Regions from separate parts of the Homo sapiens genome. Here regions 1 and 3 are each linked to region 2. Evidence: read pairs that join two places in POLR2A ChIA-PET (ENCODE). Cell type or tissue: A673. All regions are shown on one strand. Links, peaks and the distances in the headings refer to the core of each region. The heading gives the core; the rest is flanking DNA.

Region 1 (4,000 bases), core at 1-4,000, 410 kb before region 2:
TATTTGCCCAAAATAGATATATACAATTTATATTAATAGCATAATAAATAAGGATATAATGCCATTTTTACAGTGAACTGGCTGCTTTTTAAGAGGTTTTATTTTAAAGATAATGTTGAGAATGTCTTGCTGGTTTTGTATAAGAATAAATGACAACAGAGACTTTTAAGGTATAGAGAGTCCTGAGAAAATTCATCTCAAGCTGGAAGGAGGTCCCTCCCACCACCCACCCCCAATCCCCCTCAACCCCACCAAGCCTGTAGGGTGGCACCACAGGACTGTGGACTGCCGGAAAACAACAGACCTCTGACTTGTTGGTGATGAATGGTAGATGCTTCTTTCTTGAGAGTGGGCCTGTGAGATCTTTCCCAGGAACAAGTAGTCACAGTAATAGGTTCTGTCCATCAGCCATAACAAAGGGACACTGTTCAGGAATGTTCTATAAAAGAGTATTGCTGATCATGCTTAAAAAAAATTTCCCCTAAACATTTCTACACATGAAGAAAAATGTTAGGGTGCAATTTGCAGTTGGTGTTTTGAATGTGGTATTTTGTGTTAGCCTTTTATCATGGATTTGTCCTAGGGAGGCAGTTTAGGATTTAGAGAGAGTTTGCTTTATCTGTGTTTATGGAGGCATTTATCCAGTAGCTTCTGTCTATTAAGTTTTCATCTTCAGTCTGAGCTAGTTGATTTCTACTCATATATATAGATTTAATATACTTCTTGTAACATTCCATAGGCTTATTAATGTGATTCTTTCTTTCATTTTTATTCTTTATAACTCAATCCCTGGAGAGAAAATGATTAAATAATAGCAGTTTCACCCTTTGGAATATTATTAGCTTTTGATCCTGCTGTTATTTTTTGAATGTTTTAGTTTTAGGGTTATGCTAAATTTTGTAAAGGCATTAGCTGAATTGAGTAAATTTTGAAATATGTTAACATTTAAAATGAGACATTTCAATTTTTTGTTTGATCTTCTGAAAATACTATTAAACTATGGAAATAAACTCAATTTTTAGAAAATGCAAGCAACAAACAAGTTGTTTCAAATGAGATAATATTTGATCAAACTTTATCAAAAATAAAATCTATATTTTATTACAGCAATGGCCTCTTTGAAGAAGCAGATCTTAGTCATCCTGCAGCCTCAGTACTTGGTAATCATGATTTGCTGAGTGTCTGTTGGGTCCAACTCTGGGCACGCATGTGATGCAGGATGGAAGAGATGCAGTCTCTGCACTTCAGGAACTGTAGAGACGATACCTGTATGAACAGAACCACATTACAAGGCAGCACATGAAATGTATAATATTGATAGAGTTTAGTGCTACAGAATTTTTGATAAAGGAGAGATCACTGATTGGATGTCAATGAAGTCTTCTTGGAAAAGATGAACTTGAAGGCTGTTTTACACTAATTATTATTATTAGCATTTTTATGCTAATAACACAGTTTGAAGGAGAGTGACTGGAACTTAAAACTCCTGCTTACCCATGCTTTTTCATCTGGTTAGCTGAGAGTATGTCTTAATGCTTAAGAGTAAAATATCTGCCATGTTCTCGATAAATGTTGCCCATCATCATCAGTTATACTGTCCTTGAAAATGCATCAGCTCAGTCCTTGCTTCTCCAGGAGGCCTTTCCTACCAAACCTAAGTGTATGAGTTGTCCTCTCTTCTTTATTCCTAGAGAATCCTCAGCATGTCATTACCAAAGCACTATAATCTATGACATTGATTTCTAATTATTGCTTTATTTCTCTGTCTCTCCCACTAAAGTTCCTTGAGGTTATGGAACATGTCTATTCCAAACCTAGCATTATTCCTAATGCTATTCCTAACATTATCATAGTGTCTAAGGCTTAGTAAATTTTTGTTGAATGAATGATTGAACTCAACCAAGATTATATTTAGTATACGAAAATGGATATTTATATAAGGTTGATGGCAGTGACGATGGAGAGAAGTGGATCAATTCAGGCTATCTTTTGAGATGGAATTGACAGGATTTATTGATGAATTGGATGGAGAATGAGGGAGATGGATGAGCCAAAACTTGAGGAGCCGGGTAATGCCATTAACTGAGATGACGTCGACTGGAGAAGAACAGGCTGTCTTGCAAATGTTTGAGTAGCCTACTCCACTTTTGCATAAAGCTATCAAATGGGCAGTTGCATATGAGTCTGGAGCTCAAAGAAGAGATCAAGACAGGAAATGTAATCAGGAAGTTAGTAGCATATGGATGGCATTTAAAGCTAGGGATGAAATTGGCTTATGAGCGAATGTAAGCTGAGGAGAGAAGAGGGCCCAGAACCAAGCCTGCAGCACTCCAGCATCTGGTGGTCTGGAAGGGATGGAGACAATAGCAAAAGAAACTGAGGAGGTGGGAGAACACTAGAGGGAACTGTTTCAAGAAACCACCAGTTGGGTCAAATGCTGCTTAAGGATTAGGATGAAAACAGAGAAGTGGTCTCTGGATTTGGCAACATGATGATTGTTGGTGGTGTTGATTGTGTAATGGGGGGTCCAGAAGCCAAATTGGAATGGGTTCAAGAGTGAATGCGAAGCGAGGGAGTAGGAATCTGTAGGAGTTAAATCCTCGAGTAGGCTGAAGGGGATGGGAATCCTGTCTGCAGCTTTCAGTCTTCCTGTTTCAGCAATTTCCAAACCGAACTCATGCATTGCCCTCCAAAATCTTTTCCTTCTTATGATCCAGACTAGAACTGCCCCGGTTAGCATGCTTGTCTCCTTCCTCTCCTTACCCCATTGAGTCAGATGCCTTGGGCTGTTGAGTCTTCTTTATGATACTTTTCAAATTGGAATCCTTCATTTCATTGTCATTACCACTTAACATTGCTCTTGCCAAGTATTAATTAGCTCTTCCCCACGTGCCCCCAACGTGAGTTTCCTGTGTACTCACTGCTTTTATTCTCTCCCTTGCCAGTATATCCATCCATCACAGCTAGAACGTTCTTCCTAAAATACAGCTTTGCTCATGTTATTCTCCTGCTAAAAATAAAACAAAATATTTTAGCCTGGCACTGAGAACTCTCTACCTTTTTATCTGAATTACTTTCTCTTCATTCAGCCTGCTGTTCTGAAGTATTTGCTCCAGGACAAGTACTTGCTGAAGTATTGCTGTTCTGAAGTCTGTTTCCTAAATATAACCTGCGTCGTCTTTGGCCTCTGTGACCTCACAGTCACTGCTGCCTGTGACTGACATGCCTTTCCCTGCCTTCTCTTACATTTTCTATATTTCCAAATGCTGAGTACCTCTAACAGATGGTGGAGTACACCCTAACAATTGTGAAATTTCAAGGCTTTCAGTGCTGCTGCTTTACCTCATCAGTTCCTTAAAAGTTCCATAATACTGGTTGGGCACGATGACTCATGCCTGTAATCCCAGGACTTTGGGAGGCCGAGGCAGGTGGATCAACTGAGGTCAGGAGTTTGAGGCCAGTCTGGCCAACATGGTGAAACCCCATCTCTACTAAAAATACAAAAATTAGCCAGGCATGTGGTGGTGGGTGGCTGTAATCCCAGCTACTCGGGAGGCTGAGGCAGGAGAATTGCTTGAACCCGGGAGGCAGAGGTTGCAGTGAGCCAAGATCACACCGCTGCACTCCAGCCTGGGTGACAGAGCAAGACTCTGTCTCAAAAAAAAAAAAAAAAAAAAAAAAAAAAAAAAGTTGCATAATACTGATTTTTTTCTTTAAACCAATTATTTGTACCACCACTACTTCAAGCAGTCATCTGTTTTAGGAATTGGGTACAGGAATGATTTTCTGAAGGGAAGTTTCCTGGAAATTTCGCTGACAGTTGTGGAGTTGTGGGTCATGACGCTGTGTGACAGAGGATGCCCAGAAGATGCTGGGCTTGTCCTCTTCACAGCAGCAGACAGACGGTTGCAGGGTGAGCAGGATGAGTCCACAGGAAAACCGCCCTCCTCAATTGCACACTCACTCATTAATGTATTTAATAGTAGTTGCTGGATTCCTT
Region 2 (5,475 bases), core at 822-4,821:
TGTAATCCCAGCTACTCAGGAGGTTGAGGCAGGAGAATTGCTTGAACCCAGGAGGCGGAGGTTGCAGTGAGCTGACACAGTGCCACTGTACTCCAGCCTCGGCGACAGAGTGAGACTGTGTCTCAAAACAAAAAACAAAAAACAAAAACGAAGACTTTGGTGAAAACATGTTAGAGAAACAGACAAAGGGGACTATTTTCTTTCATGCTGATTCCCTAAATTTTTTTTTTTTGAGAGAAAGTCTCTGTCGCCCAGGCTGGAGTGCAGTGGTGCTATCTCGGTTCACTACAACTTCTGCTCCCTGGGTTCAAGCAATTCTTGTTCCTCAGCCTCCCAACTAGCTGGGACTACAGATGTGTGGCACCACGCCTGGCTAATTTTTGTTTTAGTCGAATTGGGGTTTGACCATTTTTTTTTTTTTTTTTGTAATATGGAGTCTCGCTCTTGTCAGCCAGGCTGTAGTGCAGTGGCACAATCTCTGCTCACTGCAAGCTCCCCCTCCCGGGTTCAAATGATTCTTCTGCCTCAGCCTCCCGAGTAGTTGGGATTACAGACGTACATCACCACGCCCAGCTAAGTTTTGTATTTTTAGTAAAGACAGGTTTCATCATGTTGACCAGGCTGATCTCGAACTCCCAACCTCAGGTGATCCACCTGCCTCAGCCTCCCAAAGTGCTGGGATTATAGGCGTGAGCCATCGTGCCCTGCCTGGGGCCTCTTTCCTAAGGCCTCCCATTCATGAGGGTTCTATTCTCATGACCTACTCACCTCACCTCCCAATGAACCCTAGCTTTTAATATCATCTCCTTGAGGGTTAGGTTTCAACGTATGAATTTTGGGGCAGCAAAAACTTTCAGAGTGCTGGTTGTGGTGGCTCACGCCTGTAATCCCAGTACTTTGGGAGGCCGAGGCAGGCAGATCACAAGGTTAAGAGATCAAGAACATCCTGGCCAACATGGTGAAACCCCGTCTCTACTAAAAATACAAAAATTAGCTGGGCTTGGTGGCATGAGCCTGCAGTCCAAGCTACTGGGGAGGCTGAGGCAGGCGAATCACTTGAACCTGGGAGGCGGAGGTTGTAGTGAGCCAAGATTGTGCTACTGCATTCCAGCCTGGTGACGGAGTGAGACTCCGTCTCAAAAAAAAAAAGAAAAGAAAAGAAAAAGAAAAAGAAAAAGAAAATTAGCCACGCGTGGTAGCGGGTGCCTGTAACGCCAGCTACTCCAGCAGCTGAGGCAGGAGAATCCCTTGAACCCAGGAGGCGGGGGTTGCAGTGAGCCTAGATCGTGCCACTGCACTCAAGCCTGGGTGATAGGGCGAGACTGCGTCTCAAAAAAAACAAAAAACAAAACAAAACAAAATAAAATTCAGACAATAGCACAATCTATATATGTGTGTGTGTGTGTGTGTGTATATACATACATATATATGTGTATATATATATATCCTTTTTTTTTTTCAGACAGACTCCCATGTTTAAGCTATTCTTAGCCTCCCAAGTAGCTGGGATTACAGGCGCACACCACCATGCCCGGCTAATTTTTGTATTTTTAGTAGAGATGGGGTTTCACCATGTTGGTCAGGCTGGTCTCGAACTCCTGACCTCGTGATCTGCCCTCCTTGGCCTTGCAAAGCGCTGGGATTACATGTGTGAGCCACCACACCCGGCCAGCACAGTTTATTTAAATTTCCCCATTTGTCTCCAAAATATCCTTTATACTATTTTCCCCTGATTTAGAATCCAATCAAGGTACATGCATTGCATATGATGATCTTGGTTTTTTTTTTTCAGATGGAGTCTTGCTCTGTTGCTCAGGCTGGAGTGCAGTGGCATGATCTCTGCTCATTGCAACCTCCGCCCACCTGGTTCAAGTAATTCTCCTGCCTCAGCCTCCTGAGTAGCTGGGATTACAGGTGCTCACCACCATGCCCAGCTACTTTTTGTACTTTTAGTGGAGATGGGGTTTCACCATGTTAGCCAGGCTGGTCTCGAACTCCTGACCTCGTGATCCACCCACCTTGGCCTCCCACAGTACTGGGATTACAGGTGTGAGCCACCATGCCTGGCCTATTTATTTTTAAAATCAAAATGAATTCAAGCAAATTGGTTATGTCCATAATTGAGAATCTTTTTGTGAACACCATAACTTTTTTCTTTCTTTCTCTCTCTTTCTTTCTCTCTTTTTCTTTCTTTCTTTCTTTGTCTTTCTTTCTTTCTTTCTTTTCCTTCCTTCCTTCCTTCCCTTTCTTTTTCCTTCCTTCCTTTTTTTTTTTTTTTTTTTTTGAGATGGAGTCTCACTCTGTCGCCCAGGCTGGAATGCAGTGGTGATATCTCGGCTCACTGCAAGCTCTGCCTCCCGGGTTCACGCCATTCTCCTGCCTCAGCCTCCTGAGTAGCTGGGACTATGGCGACCGCCACCATGCCCAGCTAATTTTTTGTATTTTTAGTAGAGACAGGGTTTCACCATGTTAGCCAGGATGGTTTCGATCTCTGGACCTCATGATCCGCCCACCTCAGCTTCCCAAAGAGCTGGGATTACAGGCATGAGCCACCGCGTCCGGCTCACTCCTTCCTTCCTTCCTTCCTTCCTTCCTTCCTTCCTTCCTTCCTTCCTTCCTTTCTTGATGGAGTTTTGTTCTTGTTGCCCATGCTGGGGTGCAATGGGGTGGTCTCAGCACACTGCAACCTCTGCCTCCCCGCCTCGGCCTCCCAAAGAGCTGGGATTACAGGCATGAGCCACCTCGTCTGGCTCCTTCCTTCCTTCCTTCCTTCCTTTCCTCCCTCCCTCCCTCCCTCCCTCCCTCCCTCCCTCCCTCCCTCCCTCCTTCCTTCCTTCCTTCCTTCCTTCCTTCCTTCCTTCCTTCCTTCCTTGATGGAGTTTTGTTCTTGTTGCCCAGGCTGGGATGCAATGGCGTGGTCTTAGCTCACTGCAATCTCTGCCTCCCAGGTTCAAGTGATTTTCCTGCCTCAGCCTCCAAAGTAGCTGGGATTACAGGCGCATGCCACCACACCTGGCTAATTTTTGTATTTTTAGTAGAGATGTGGTTTCACCATACTGGCCAGGCTGGTCTTGAACTCCTGGCCTCAGGTGATACACCTGCCTCAGCCTCCCAAAGTTCTGGGATTACAGGTGTGAGCTACCGTGCCCAGCAGAGAGATTTGGCTAGAGACTTTGCCAAGGGGCACCTGTGAATTGGGCAGGTTCAATACCTGTCCTTACAAAGCTCTGAGTGCAGTTCAGGAGCCAGACATCATACATGTAGTCATAATAGTGAGTCATTCATGTCACTGATGGTAAGTGCTCTGAAGAGAAATGCTGTTGACAGAGAATAACAGAGATCTCATCTCAAAGGGGGCCAGAGATGGTGAAAGGAAGAAAGGGGAAAACCCAAGGCAGGTTCTCTGAGGAAATGACTTTTAGGTTGAAACGGGGAGGAGGGGGAATCCACCACCAGGTAAAATGTGGAGTGGGGGGGGGGTTCTCTTTTAGAACTACATTTTCTTTTTCGTTTTTTTCCTTTTTTAGAAAAAGATAAAACATATTTGCAGAGATTGCTAGTCCGCTAATGACTTCTCTGCCCTTCTTCCTTGTCAGAGAACCCCGTTGTCACTCATAATGGCTACATTTCCAGCAATCTTTGCAGTTGCTTATGGCCATGTGATTAATTGTGGCCATTGGAAGTGCCACTTCTGGAATGCACCCTTAAAGAGAGGTGGTATTCCTCTTTCACCAACCTCCCTCTCCCCTGTGACTTGGAACAGGGCCTCAGTGTTGAGCCATCTTCACTCATGTGGCAGGCCAACACCTGTGGGTGGCAGAATGGCAACTGGGGCCACTCCACCACCCCAAGTGCCAACAGTCATGCTTATATCTGAGGCTGAAATAAGCTACTGTCTCATGTATGCCTTTTTTTTTTTTTTTTTGGCAGGGCAGGGGGGAGATGAAGTTCTGTTATATACAATTGAACTTAAATCCTAAGCAAATACAGTATATAATACTTAGCAACACATTTAAATTGAATAAAAGAGAGTATGATAAATATGAATTCTTCTTATCACCCATACACCTCAGAGTTGATTTTAAGACACAAGGAGCGGCCTGGCACCCTGGCTCATGCCTGTAATCCCAGCACTGTGGGAGGCTGAGGTGGGCGGATCACTTGAGGTCAGGAGTTCCAGACCAGCCTGGCCAACAGGGTGAAACCCTGTCTCTACTAAAAATACAAAAATTAGCTGGGTATGATGGTGGGTGCCTGGGAGGCTGAGGCAGGAGAAACACTTGAACCCGGGAGGCGGACGTTGCGGTGAGCTGAGATCTCGCTGCTGCACTCCAGCCTGGGAGACAAAGGGAGACTCCATCTCAAAAAAAAAAAAAAAAAAAAAGAAGAAGAAGGAGGCTGGTCACAGTGGCTCACGCCTCTAATCCCAGCACTTTGGGAGGCTGAGGTGGACAGGTTGCTTGAGGCCAGGAGTTCGAGACCAGCCTGGGCAAAATGGCAAAACTTTGTCTTTACAAAAAATACAAAAATTATTTGGGCGTGGTTGTGTGCACCTGTAGTCCCAGCTACTCAGGAAGCTGAGGTGAAAGGATTGCTTGAGCCCAGGGGGCAGAGGTTGCAGTGAGCCAAGATCACTCCACTGCGCTTTAGCCTGGGTGATAGAGCCAGACCTTGTCTCAAAATAGAATTAAAAAAATAAAGTCTGGGCTTAGTGGCTCACACCTGTAATGACAGCACTTTGGGAGGCCAAGGCTGCACTCCAGCCTGGGAGACAGAGCAAGACTCCATCTCAAAAAAAAAAAAAAAAAACCAAAAAAAAATTAAAAGAAAAAATATTAAATAAAATTAAATATCTGGATTCCCTAGTATAACATCCTTTGCCACCTACATCTAGAATAAAGTGTTATCTTGCAGCCTGTGGTCCTTTTTTTTTTTTTTTTTTGAGACAAATCTCCCTCTGTTTTGGCTCACTGAAACCTCCGTTTCCCGGGTTCAAGTGATTCTCCTACCTCAGCTTCCCAAGTAGCTGGGACTACAGGTGTGTGCCATGAGGCCTGGCTAATTTTTTTGTATTTTTAGTAGAGACGAGGTCTCACCATGTCGCCCAGGCTGGTCTTGAACTCCTGAGCTCAAATGATCCACCTGCTTCAGCCTCCCAAAGTGCTGGGATTACAGGTATAAGCCACCACATCTGGCCCGTGTGGTCCATTTAAAAATAAACTTTTGTTAAAAATATATATATATATATTATAGTGGCTCATGATCTCTTCAGATTTTTCACTCAGCCATTCCTACCTTAGCTGTGAATTTGCTCAGCTGCTCTGGTTTTTGTTCTACTCTAATTTCTGTATCACCTGGAATCAAACCAACTCATTTGAAAAAAAAAAAAAAAAAACTTCATGATCCTGAGAGATGAAGATCAAACTTCATGTGTGCAGTGATTGGTCCCTAAAGCAGGAGGACCAGGCTGTCTTT
Region 3 (4,000 bases), core at 1-4,000, 370 kb before region 2:
TCTGAGGCCAAAAAAAAAAAAGCTCACTTGTCAAGAGCATTGAACTGCTTTGCACATGAAGAATAGAATGAAGTTGTTCCTCTGCATGTGAGGAAAGATAGATAAAAGACTTTGGAAGGCCTAAAACAGTTTATGTCAAAATGCTAATCAAGTCACTTACCACTTACCATCTCTCTGGAATGCTGTGTGGTTCCATTTTATCTGAATTTAAAACAATATCTATCTTGTATGGTACCGTCTTTCATAATATGAAGCTTATGTTTTCAAATGTCTAAAAATCTTGTATTTTCATCCAGGACCTTTTTTGTATGCTATTTCTGTTCCCTCTGCCCCTCCCTCAAAGTGTTTGTGTCTGGCTTCTGGCCTGAGGCTGTGCTTCCCAGCCTGTCAGAATGGCCACCCTACAGGCTGCAACCCTTCATGAGAAACAAAGGAAATGCAAATATAACAGGGCAGTATTCCTGACTTTACAAATCATTTCATCAACTTGTTTTACTTGATTTTCAGGCAAACTGCTTTTTTCATAAGTTGGCAAGAGTTTTTGGATTTTTCTCCCCTCTCCTGTTGATGATCGTACACCAAAAAACTAAGCAATGAAATAAAATGATTGTTTGAGCTTAGATGAAACTTTTTCCTTAAGGGGGTATTTCCTGAATCTTATACCCTCTTACTCTTATTTTTTTAATTAATCGTTGTTCACTCATTTCACAATCACTTTTGAGTTTCTACTTTGTGCTTAGAACATAGAAGACCTGAAAGTATTCCATGAAAATAATTTATTTCTGTGTATTGAATTGATGGGCAAATCTTCATCCTAAGGAATATCAACATGTGTTATCAGGAGAGTTCATGAAAAGGACATTATCACATCACAGTTTTCAAAACCATATGGGTCTTATTTTAGGAATGTTAGCTCAGTTTATAAGTTATACTTTTCTTACAAAATAATAGGCTTCTTGTATATGACTTGCTGTCTTTTTTTCAAGAAAATAGAGAAAGGAGGTCTCACTATGTTGGCCAGGCTGGTCTTGAACCCCTGGCCTCAAGCAGTCCTCCTGCTTTGACCTCCCAAAGTGCTGGGATTACAGGAATGAACCACTGCACCCAGCTGTGCTGTCATACTAATTGGGTACATGTAAGGGAATCCTGTAATATCTTGGATGTGTTAAACCTTTCATTGAATAAATAATATCAGCTTATAGGTTGTGTGCTATTCTAAATAAACCCTCAATATTCCTTCAGCTTCTCTGCCTACTTTCAGGTGTGGTCAACCCCAAAGAAAGGTTCATGGCATCATTTTGTGAGTATGAATTTGGGGGAGGAGTTCAGAGGGTGTATTTTATTGATCATTTGGATGTGATTTATTTTTGGCATGCTATTTTTAATGCATTACAGATTTCCTGGCCAGCTTTTCCATAGCCCTTGGGTAACGTCACTTTTTATTGAACTGAATCTTAAGTGCAGGTGTTTTTGGATACCTCCTGCACTGATTCCATGGACCAGTCTGATGTCATTGTCCGTTGCCTGTTCCTGAGAGCCCCTTGTAGCCACTTCCTGCTCCCACTTTTAGCCATGAGGATTGTACTTGTTTGTTTCCAGCCCATAGAATGGCATGCTGGTGTTTCCCGTCAGCTGTGCTGCTGTTTCCTGAGCTGTGTGCTGTTTATCTTCTGCATCACTGCACCTCAAACGTCTGGCCTGCTGTGACTGCTGGCTGTGGCTTTGCGATCAAGCAGCCAGTTGAAGGCCTACTCCTGTGTACTTGTGAGGCTGCTCCTGATATCTGGCGTTTACTGTGCAGTCCCCATTTAGTGATTGCTACCAGTACCTTCATCAGACTGTTGCCGAGCGCCAACTCCATGACAGGCACTAAAGCTTCCATGTTGAAAGACACAGTGCTTGCTCTCGAGGAACGTGGCATCCAGTGGAACTATAGGGGGCAAGTGTGTGGTAGCAATGGAGAGGTACCAGCTATGTGGGAGCGTGGAGGAAAGAGAGCCTGGGTCTCCCTGGCCTGTCAGAGAAGGGGGCAGTCGAGCTGAGATGTGGAGGGTGAGTGGAAGTTGGCTGAGTGCAGGCGTCTGAGCAAAGGGTCAAGGCAATTACAAGTCAGGGCATGGCTTCTTTGGAGAACCATCAGGTGTTGGCTGTGTGTCCTTCTTCCGCAGCTGGAAAAGCGGCTTCCTAGGGATACTTCCTGAATAGCAGTTTCATTGCAAAGCTATTCTTATACGTCTTTACTGAGCGTAAGGTTGTTGTAGCCAGTAGAAAACAGGAAGAGTGAGGGGTAAAATCTCTGAACACTATTTTGAATCAGAAGTAGCACATCTTCAGCATCTCATACTTGTCTTTTGCACGTCCTTGTCCCAAGGCATTGATACCTTCAGGTTTGCCAAAAGCTCCTGCTGAGGGCCCCAAGCAGGGGTGTCCTGTCTCCCAGCTGCTGCATTTTTTTTTTCACATCACCTCTCTTTCTGCTCATTTACCCCTTCATCTATAGAGCAGTTAATCTTAGAGAAGCAGTAAGGGAGAGGTCCTGATAAACTAATTCATGTTAAGCTTTGAATGTTAGTTTTCTCAGAGCCCCCTGAATATAGTATTCTTCATACTGAAAAGGACATATTAAAACATGTAATCTCTAATTGGTGAAATCTCAAGAAAGGTGACAAAATTCAGATGACTCAGCATGCTGCCCCCACATTGACAGCTCCCCTGCTCCGACCTTCCTCATGCAGCATCTTCCTCAGCTTGTGGACTCAGGAACTTCTCCAGGTCCATCTTCCGTCATCCCTGTGGGCTGCAACACCAGCCTGCCTGGGAGGGGCAGAATCTGCCTCTCATCCCCATCTCATTAGCTGGCAGTGAAGGACTCCTGGTGGAAGGAGGGAGGGGACCAAGACAGCTATTCATAATACTGATTTATTCATAAGTCACTTATTCATAAGCCTTCAACAGCTTATAATTGAAAGTGATATGTCCCCATTTCAAAAATATTTTCTGGAAATAATGAGGTTTCCAGCAGATATGATCAGCTTTCAAGCATGCTGAGATTTGGCTGTCACTGAACCTTTTAGAGGCAGGATATTTCCAACTGGTGGCATGAGGATATTTATAACAAGAGGCCTTTGAACTCAAAAGCATGTTGAGCTTTGGATAAATATTTTGTATTGCAAGTATATGCAGTATTTTATTTGAAATATATGTAAATGTTGTGGGAAACAAAATTCAAAGCTATGTAAAGTGCTACTGAATTCATAATAGATTTTTGTTGTCACATACTATCTCGTAAATTGCCAAAAAAGTATACCCATTCTTAAACTTGAAAAGGTTTGAGACTCGTTGTCCTAGATTAGAATTTTTGGACTACTTAATTTGAAATCAAGGCAGTATGAGTGGAAACATCTCTAAAGGTGATTGTTTTGAACATTTTTAAGTGTTCTTCAGTGACATTCAAAATCCAAGGAAATCTAGCATCTGAATTCTAATTAATGTTGATAATCATTACACTAATGGTAAATTTTAAACCTGGTTTTGATTTCCTGGAGCTACACTGATGGACGGTGGGGAGCTGCAGGTATCAGTAGTCAGGTTCCCTCACCTTTGGACAGGAAGTTCTTGAAGTGAGGTGGGATTGGCGTAGTCAGGATCTAGCTCTGGTGGTGGTACGGCTTGGGTCAAGGGGCAAGAGCCCTGCCCAAAAAGATTGAAAGTGATTCCTTGCTGTAGCTTTTTTCCTTGAGCTTCAAAGGCCTTTCAGATTCTGTAGTGTCCTATGAAAATGCAAATGTCCCTGGGAAACACTAAACCTAAAAATACTGAATCTTGGCTCTGAAGAGTTGAAAGGATCTTCTCTTGTTAAAACTTTTCACAAGGCTTCGGTTTGGTCGACAGCTAGCTTAGTATAAAATGCTAGAAAAAAAGATAATGCAACCTAGTGAGGACAGGACAATGAGCCTCAACAGGGGAGGCCCAGAGTTGCTGCGGGGGTGCCAGAGGTGGC

The links. Peaks named below come from ENCODE experiments on the same cell type or tissue, not always from the same donor. Only the 100,000 strongest peaks of a DNase experiment are listed, where the experiment ranks them.
Region 1: POLR2A ChIA-PET joins it to region 2 with 5 read pairs; 3 of 35 experiments call an interaction of 5 or more read pairs at or near these places.
Region 3: POLR2A ChIA-PET joins it to region 2 with 7 read pairs; 1 of 35 experiments calls an interaction of 5 or more read pairs at or near these places.

What each region holds. Positions count from the first base shown.
Region 1 is chr6:15,594,940-15,598,939 of GRCh38, reverse strand. All of the region lies in intron 6 of DTNBP1 (dystrobrevin binding protein 1), which reads left to right. Among named protein-coding and RNA genes, the nearest start is that of DTNBP1-AS1, 51 kb to the right of the region's middle. In A673, for the core only: a CTCF peak has its summit at 2,400 (motif pointing right); DNase peaks (open chromatin) are centred at 2,239 and 2,659; H3K4me3 peaks cover 932 bases; H3K27ac peaks cover 1,766 bases.
Region 2 is chr6:15,182,461-15,187,935 of GRCh38, reverse strand. No RefSeq gene overlaps it. Among named protein-coding and RNA genes, the nearest start is that of JARID2-DT, 60 kb to the left of the region's middle. In A673, for the core only: no CTCF peak of the experiment used is centred there; a DNase peak (open chromatin) is centred at 2,655; H3K27ac peaks cover 2,118 bases.
Region 3 is chr6:15,549,616-15,553,615 of GRCh38, reverse strand. The region is part of intron 7 of DTNBP1 (dystrobrevin binding protein 1); the gene reads left to right. It overlaps DTNBP1-AS1 (DTNBP1 antisense RNA 1), which reads right to left. Exons shown (of 3, transcript XR_007059478.1): 1 at 1-4,000. Among named protein-coding and RNA genes, the nearest start is that of DTNBP1-AS1, 5.5 kb to the right of the region's middle. RefSeq lists an enhancer at 1,334-1,882 and a silencer at 2,324-2,618. In A673, for the core only: no CTCF peak of the experiment used is centred there; a DNase peak (open chromatin) is centred at 1,675; H3K27ac peaks cover 430 bases.